Linked DNA regions of Homo sapiens: region 2 is linked to region 1. Evidence: chromatin contacts called from ENCODE Hi-C or POLR2A ChIA-PET data. All regions are on one chromosome and are shown on one strand. The core of a region is the stretch at or near the end of the contact, and the rest is flanking DNA. Distances in the headings are between cores, read along the strand shown.

Region 1 (3,764 bases), core at 931-3,430:
ATTTTTTCCCTTTTTTTGTTTTGTTTTTGAGAAAGGAGAGCCATATCTTTCGATGAGCCAGGTCAACTATTTACTTATTTTTGTTTTGTAATTTGTAAATTTTGTTTTTAATTTAAAGATAGGCACAAGATTGGCTGGCGCGGTGGCTCACGCCTGTAATCCCAGTACTTTGGGAGGCCGCGGCGGGGAGATCACGAGGTCAGGAGATCAAGACCATCCTGGCCAACGTGGTGAAACCCTGTCTCTATAAAATACAAACAAAATTAGCCAAGCGTGGTGGCACGCACCTATAGTCCCAGCTTCTCGGGAGGCTGACGGAGGAGAATGGTGTGAACTCGGGAAGCCGAGGTTGCAGTGAGCTGAGATTGCGCCACTGCACTCCAGCCTGGGCAACAGAGCGGGACTCCATCTCAAACAAACAAACAAAAAAAGATAGACACAAGATCATGTTTCTTATCTTTAGCACACTTCATTAACTCTGTTTCTGCATCTACCATGTGAAATAGTAGTTGTCTTTATTTGCTTTGTTGACTAGTAGAAATTTGATGGAAGATGAATGGTAAAACCAAAATTATTTTTTTACTACAGTACTTCTCGGTGGTACCTTCTCTTCTCTTTGTGCTTTACTGCCCCTCCTGCAGCTTTCCAAACCCTGAGAGATTGAGCTCTGCTGACCCAACAGGGTGTCAGCTGTTTGGGTTGCTGGACATTCTCTTGAAGATACATTGGGAAAAAGGCTTATGGGGCCATAAACTGGCAATAAAAATATGGGAGAGTAAGTTGTGGAAAGCCACAAGAGGCCTCTGAAGAGGAAAGCCTTCTTATCGCCATTATGTTCCCATGCTCTGAGTGCAACCTGCTCTCTTATCTATAAACACTGTGTTCAAGAAGAAAGACACTCCTTTGAAGCGTTGGAATGTAGACAGACGTGCAGGCTCCTAGTTAAGCCCGCTCCCACTAGCTACTCTCCAATAAGTTAAAGATACGCTGTTTGGGCACAAAGGAGATTCATTTAAACCGCTATTGCTATAGATTACGCCTGTAACACGCTGCCTCCCTTTCACCATTTCGCCCTAAATGTCTGCTTTTTGGATCTAAGTGATTGTACTCAATAAATAGTGTGGAGACCAGAGCTGGGCGCCTTTTGCAGCCTCCATTTTGCAATTGGCCCCCTGGCCCCCACTCTTTATACACTCTTAACCTGTCTCTTCTCATTCCTTTGTCGCCACCGGACTTTAGGTACCCTAAGGGTGGTATTGAGGCTGGTCCCCAACATTCTGGTGCCCAACGTGGGGCTCGAAAGAATCTGATGAAGGAATGCTCGAGCGTGTGAAACGGAGGGCTGATGGACGAAGGACTCCCGAGGACGAAAAAGTTTTTAAGCTCTGCAGGTAAGCAGGGCACTTGGAGAAAGCCAGGGACACAATGGGGAAAACTGAAAGTAAGTACACCACGTATTTGAGCTTGCTAGGGCGGCTGTTGAAGCGTGATGGCGTAAAAGTTGGTACAAAAAATCGTATGAATTAATTTCATGCTGTAGAACAATTTTGCCCTTGGTTCCCTGAACAGGGAACTTTGAAATTAAGAGATTGGGAAAGAGTTGGAAAGGACCTTTAAAAAGCACGTAGAGAAGGAAAGGAAATTCGTTTGCCTGTTTGGTCAGTTTGGTCATTGGTGCGTGCCGCACTGGAGCCATTTCAGACAAATGATGAGGCTGAGTCAGAGGAGGAGAAGGAGGAGTTTGATAATCAGGACTCTGAAACGCCTCTACCGAGTACTAGCCAAAAGGAGAGTCCGGAAGTAATTTATGCCAATCCCCCCAGTCTTCCTAAACCTATTCAGAAACTCATTCAGCTCAGGGTTCCTCAAGAGGAATGTCCGGAATGGCCACCTCCTCCTCAGCCGAGTGAGTGCAGGCGGAGGGAGCCTGAGACTCCGCTGCCGAGACTCGGCTGGCCGCGCTCATTATTGCCCGACCCGCAGTTCATTATGGAGAGGGGGTAATTCAGGTTCGCCCTGCAGTTCATTACAGTGAAGGAGCAATTTCCCTTAAAATGGATGACCCAGCGCCCTGTCTGGGTCGAACAGTGGCCTAAGGAAAAATTGGGGGCGCTTTATGAAATAGTTAAAGAACTACTAGAAAAAGGATATATTTCACCCACTTTCTCTCCTTAGAATTCCCCAATAGTTGTAATTAAGAAAAAGTCCGGTAGATGGCACATGCTGACCGACTTGCGAGTGGCCAACGCTGTAATTCAACCGATGGGAGCCTTACAACCTGGGCTCCCATCCCCCACTATGCTCCTTAAAGACTGGCTGCTCATTATTATAGATTTAAAAGACTGCCTTGTTTTACAATTCTTTTAGCAGAGGCAGATTTCGAAAAATTTGCCTTTACTGTCCCTGCCATTAAAAACAAAGAACCTGCAGCCAGATATCATTAGAAGGTTTTACTCCGGGGTATGTTAAACAGTCCCACAATCTGTCAAACTTTTGTAGGCAGAACTATCCAGCCTGTTAGAGATCAATTTCCAGATGTGTGCAGCAAAAAATAGAGATCAACCTATTCAATGTTATTCATCTTTACAAAAGGCAATTACAAACGCTGAATTGCGTATAGCACCTGACAAAATTCAAACAACCACTCCTTTTCAGTATTTGGGGATGCAAGTACAGGATACAGCCATTAAGCCTCAAAAGGTTCAAATTTAAAAAGATTATTTAAAAACCTTAAATGATTTTCAAAAATTGTTAGGAGATATTAATTGGATTCGGCCCACCTTAGGAATTCCTACTTATGCTATGTCTAATCTCTTCTCAATATTGAGGGGAAATTCCAACTTACAAAGTAACAGAGAACTAACACCGAGGCCATAAAAGAGTTAAAAGTAATTGAAGACAAAAATTCAACAAGCCCAGGTCAGTAAGATTGACTCAGACTCGCCTTTACAATTCATTGTGTTCCCTACTTCACATTCCCCAATGGGGGTTACTGTTCAAAATAATGATTTAGTTAAATGGTCTTTTTTTGCCACATAATACCATAAAAACACTCACAGTATATTTAGATCAGATGGCAATTCTAATTGGACAGGCTCGTCACGAATTGTTAAACTTTGTGGCACTGAGCCCAATAAGATTATAATTCCAATAAATAAAAATCAGGTAAAACAGGCATTTATTAACTCAGTTACATGGCAAGTTAATTTAACAGAATTTGTTGAATGTATTGATAATCATTATCCTAAAAATAAAATTTTCCAGTTTTTAAAATTAACTACATGGGTTCTTCCAAAAATTCCTTGTGATGCTCCTTTGGAAGGAGCTGTGACTGTTTTTACTGGTGGGTCTAGTAAACATTAAAAAAAGCGACAGTCTGGTGGAGACCACATAATCCAATCACTCGATCTGAATTTACTAACATTCAAAAAGCTAAGGTTATTCTGTTTAATTATTAAAGAACTTTTACAGCCTTAAGTTCGCTCTGGAGCCCAGTCTGTGTGTTCTTTTTCTTCAACTTCAGCAATTGCTAAACCAAGATACACATCCTATTTTTATTACACACATTCGAGCTCACAGCTCTCTGCCTGGCCCATTGGCTTACGGCAATAATCAAGCAGACCTTCAGGTTATGACATCACTGCTTGACCAAGTCACCCAATCACATCAATTTTCCCACCAAAATTGAAAAACTTATCTAAATAATTTCAACTTACACAGAGGCTGGCTAAGCAAATTATCCTACAATGCCCAGATTACCAGCT
Region 2 (3,764 bases), core at 562-3,061, 62 kb after region 1:
GGACATGATCCTCCCTGGCTTAAGTCCCTCAGACATCTTCTGTATTGCTTCAGAAGTAAAGCAATTTTGACTGTATTTGACTTCAGAGTAAAGTCAAAGCTTTTACAGTCGCCATGGAGTCCAGTGGGTTTTGGCCTCTAGTTAACTCTGACCTATACTCTCTCACTTTCACTGGGCTCCAGCTACATTGAAGTCCTCACTGTCCTCCAGACTTACACGCACATTCCTGCCTTGAGCCTTTGAACTCATCCCTCTGCATGGCGTGGCCTTCCCCTAGATGTTTTTATGCCTCTCACCCCAGCCTCCTTCAGTGCATCTCACTCCTATTAACGACCGCCACCATTTTTCCAACTTTACTTCACCTGCTTTTTGTTTCTTTCATCTGCTTTATTCTTACAGAACTTAGCTTTTTCTTTCCTCATTGGTATCTCTGTCTGTGTCTGTAACAGTCTGTTTGCCTGTCTCATTTTCTCCGTCTCTGTATCTACATCTGTGCCTCTTTGTCTCCATCTCTGTCTCTCTGCATCTTAATCTTTTCTACAAGCGAAACGGTTTTCTAACTGCAACAGGATGGTACCAACTGCAAGCCATTCAGAAAGGTTAGGGAAGAAAGAAAGCCCTTGGGAGGAGAAAGAGGATGTTAGACATATCCAAACTTCACTCTCCATTTCTCTTTGTGTCTGTTCTCTCTCCCAATACCTTGCAACTCATCAGGTTAGGACCCCTCCTTCTCCTCTTAGTAGCCCTCCTTGAGTGCCCTCAACCCTTCCCTACATTTGTCAGGTTTTCATCTAAACTGACTTGGAAATTTTTCCTCTCCTACCTAAAACGAGAAGGGAAAGAGGGTGGTGGCTTTCTAGAAAGTGGACGAGGACAGGGTCTCCCTTGGCCTAGGCACACATGTTCTGGGAAGTGTATGTGGCTTGGAGAACACTTGGAAACACGTCATGAGAAAACGGCCCTGGTTTCTGGCCAGATTCACCCATTCATGTCTCTGGATCCGGGTTTCCCCCAGAATGGGGAAATCTTCAGGGATTCCCAGCGATGAGGACCGACCGAGTCCCCCCTTTGACCCTAGGCTGGCTGATGTGGTCTCTGCCCGCCTGGCACTTTCCCGCCTCTTTAACATCTCCTCCTCCAGCCCCTGGATCTGCTTCGGAGGCTCCTATGCCGGCTCCTTGGCCGCCTGGGCCCGGCTGAAGGTCCTGCGACTCCTCCGGGTGGGCTGGGGGGAGGGAACTCGGACTCCAGGGCCCCAGTCTCAGATAATAGGAATACCCTCCCACCACGCCCCTACCTTCCTCCCGCGCCCAAAGAATTTTGCACAAGCTGTCCTCACAAGAGCCCGAGATTACACAGCGAGTAAGTGACACAGAGGCAGAAAGATATGCGATTCCAACCCCTCAGCCCGCAGGCTGACGGCGTCTCCTCCCTTAGTTCCCCCATCTCATTTTCGCGTCGGTCGCCTCCTCCGCCCCGGTGCGGGCCGTGCTGGATTTCTCCGAGTATAATGACGTAAGGATGGCGGGCAGCAGGTGCGGGACGGGGAGGGGTCCCAGCGGGCGGAGTCCCTTGACACTTCCGGATACCTTCCTCTGCGGTCCGCCCACAGGTGGTATCCCGAAGCCTAATGAGCACCGCGATCGGCGGGTCCCTGGAGGTAGGAGGTGGGGCCTAGTCCGAGGGGGACTGGGAGGGAAAAGAGGCCTCGGATGCCAGGGAAGAGGAGGCCAGAGAAGGGCGAAACCTGCAACGTGGCGGGGTCTAAGGAAGGTCGGAGCTCGGGGGAATACGCAGGTTTTGGAAGAAGGCGGGAGCTGACGAAGAGGAGGGGCACCAGGAAAAGAGGCGCTCCCCAGAGAGGGCGGGGTTTGGGCAGGGACAATCCTATCCGGAGGTGAGGCTCAAGGTGGGGCGGGGCCACAATGGAGGACGGGGCCTGCAGGGAAGACCCGAGAAGGAGGGCTGCGAGGCAGGGGATTGGGGGCGGGGGCCTGGGGGCGGGGGCCTGGGCCAAGAGCTAGGTCTGCACCCTCTGAGTCCCGCTAGGGGAAAGTGGGGAACCCAAGGAGGACGCAGGTCCTGGGTAGGGAAAGCCGAGGCCCAGCCTAAGTCTTGGCGGACATCGCCTCTTGCTTCCCACAGTGCCGGGCGGCGGTGTCCGTCGCCTTCGCTGAAGTGGAGCGGCGGCTGCGCTCGGGTGGGGCGGCTCAAGCAGCATTGCGGACGGAGCTGAGCGCTTGCGGGCCCCTGGGCCGCGCTGAAAACCAGGCGGAGCTGTTGGGGGCGCTGCAGGCACTGGTGGGAGGTGTAGTGCAGTATGATGGGCAGACGGGAGCGCCGCTAAGCGTGCGACAGCTCTGCGGACTTCTCCTCGGGGGCGGGGGCAACCGCAGCCACTCCACGCCCTACTGCGGGCTTCGTCGGGCGGTGCAGGTGAGCACTCCCTGGCACAGCTGGGAGGAGTTAGCGGACAAAGATTCCTGCCCCACTTCCGTTGTGTGATCTTGGGCAAGCGAGAACCTTCTCTGAAACTTCGTTTTCTCATCTGTAAAATGGGGATAACACTTCACAGGGCCGATGGGAAGATGAAATGAGGCGGGTCATGTAGAGCAATCAGCTGGGAGCCTGGCACACAGTGTGCGAATGTTAGAGACTGCGATTATTACCTATTTTGCCTATCCTGTCCTGTTCTCTTTTGGGGGGCCTGCAGGAGTGCCTGGCACATGGCAAATTCTCACTTAGTATTTTTAGAATGAATGAAAAAATGTTATCTCTGGGGATAGGGTTCTCCTAGGTACCTGGGACTGCAGCCTCTAAATCCACAACTGCAATCCAGCTGTCGCTTTTCCAGCACTGTCTGGACCAAGTGCTGTATAAAGTGCTTCACATATATTATTTCATTAAGTTCTCAAGAGATAGGCACTATTATTATCGCCACTTACAGAAAAGGAAACTGAAGTCTGAAAGATTATCACTTGCCCAAGCTCTCACAGGTAATAAGGTCTCAGTCTTCTAGTGCATTGATCTCTAACTCACAAGGACCCAGGCATCCACCCCCTCTGACCACTGACTCCCAGGAGAACTCAGGAACTCACCCTTCTATTTCTGACTTTTGACCTCTGGGGACATAGGCCTCTGCACCCTGGCTTGCTGGGAAGAGAGGAGGAATTTATGTCTTATGTATGTACATTGTTCCCTAGATTGTCTTGCACAGCCTGGGCCAGAAGTGTTTAAGCTTTTCCCGAGCAGAGACAGTGGCACAGCTGAGGAGCACAGAACCTCAACTGTCTGGTGTGGGTGACCGGCAGTGGTTGTATCAGACATGTACCGAGTTCGGCTTCTGTAAGTGACTGGCCTAACCCTAACTTTGTCCCCTCAAACAACCTTTTTACTATGCCCAGAGAAGTCATCTTACAGGTGGTCTGGACTCATTTCGACCCAGCTCTCAGGCACTGTGTAACCTGCAGATGTTGGGCTGGAGAAGGTGGAAGCCATACTAGTGTATGCATGTGCTTGGCCCTCACATGCCTCCTCACGCACACACTGAGGTCTCCACTTGAGTGATCTTCCCTTCAGCCTATTCTTTCTCTGTGTCCCCATTCCAGGGATGGCCCCCTTTCCCCATCCACCAGACTAGAAACTTGAGCCTTGTTTTAGTTGCTTCCTTCCCATTTTCTAGCTAGCCTGTCAATTACTGAGTCCTCCTCACTCTGCATGGACAACTCTGTAGTCCATCCCTTGTGCTTTCTATGCCTACCTCT

Evidence for each region. A loop is a pair of places that touch in the nucleus more often than their neighbours do. ChIA-PET counts read pairs that join two places held with the same protein, here RNA polymerase II (POLR2A). Pooled maps may share reads with other maps.
Region 2: a map of Caco-2 shows a loop between it and region 1 (7-fold over the local background). The contact joins two enhancer-like sites. A Hi-C loop is called at or near these places in 2 of 168 maps with a recorded cell type or tissue (Caco-2 and OCI-LY7), 5 of 37 single-sample maps with no recorded cell type and 14 of 50 pooled maps. POLR2A ChIA-PET finds 5 or more read pairs at or near these places in 10 of 52 experiments (CD4-positive, alpha-beta T cell, Caco-2, H1 and 6 more).

The regions. Positions count from the first base shown.
Region 1 is chr6:27,186,796-27,190,559 of GRCh38, forward strand. No RefSeq gene overlaps it. Among named protein-coding and RNA genes, the nearest start is that of TRI-AAT5-2, 11 kb to the left of the region's middle. RefSeq lists a cis regulatory region at 1,547-2,433 and an enhancer at 1,642-2,207. Within about 2 kb of position 2,181, at least 34 of the 41 ENCODE cell types and tissues checked have a DNase peak (open chromatin) inside an H3K27ac peak, as active enhancers do.
Region 2 is chr6:27,249,605-27,253,368 of GRCh38, forward strand. It overlaps PRSS16 (serine protease 16), which reads left to right. Exons shown (of 12, transcript NM_005865.4): 5 at 1,079-1,202; 6 at 1,438-1,515; 7 at 1,613-1,660; 8 at 2,146-2,436; 9 at 3,204-3,345. Among named protein-coding and RNA genes, the nearest start is that of PRSS16, 3.8 kb to the left of the region's middle. RefSeq lists enhancers at 1,148-1,197, 1,328-1,397, 1,538-1,907, 2,178-2,698, 2,288-2,457 and 1 more. Within about 2 kb of position 1,812, at least 19 of the 41 ENCODE cell types and tissues checked have a DNase peak (open chromatin) inside an H3K27ac peak, as active enhancers do.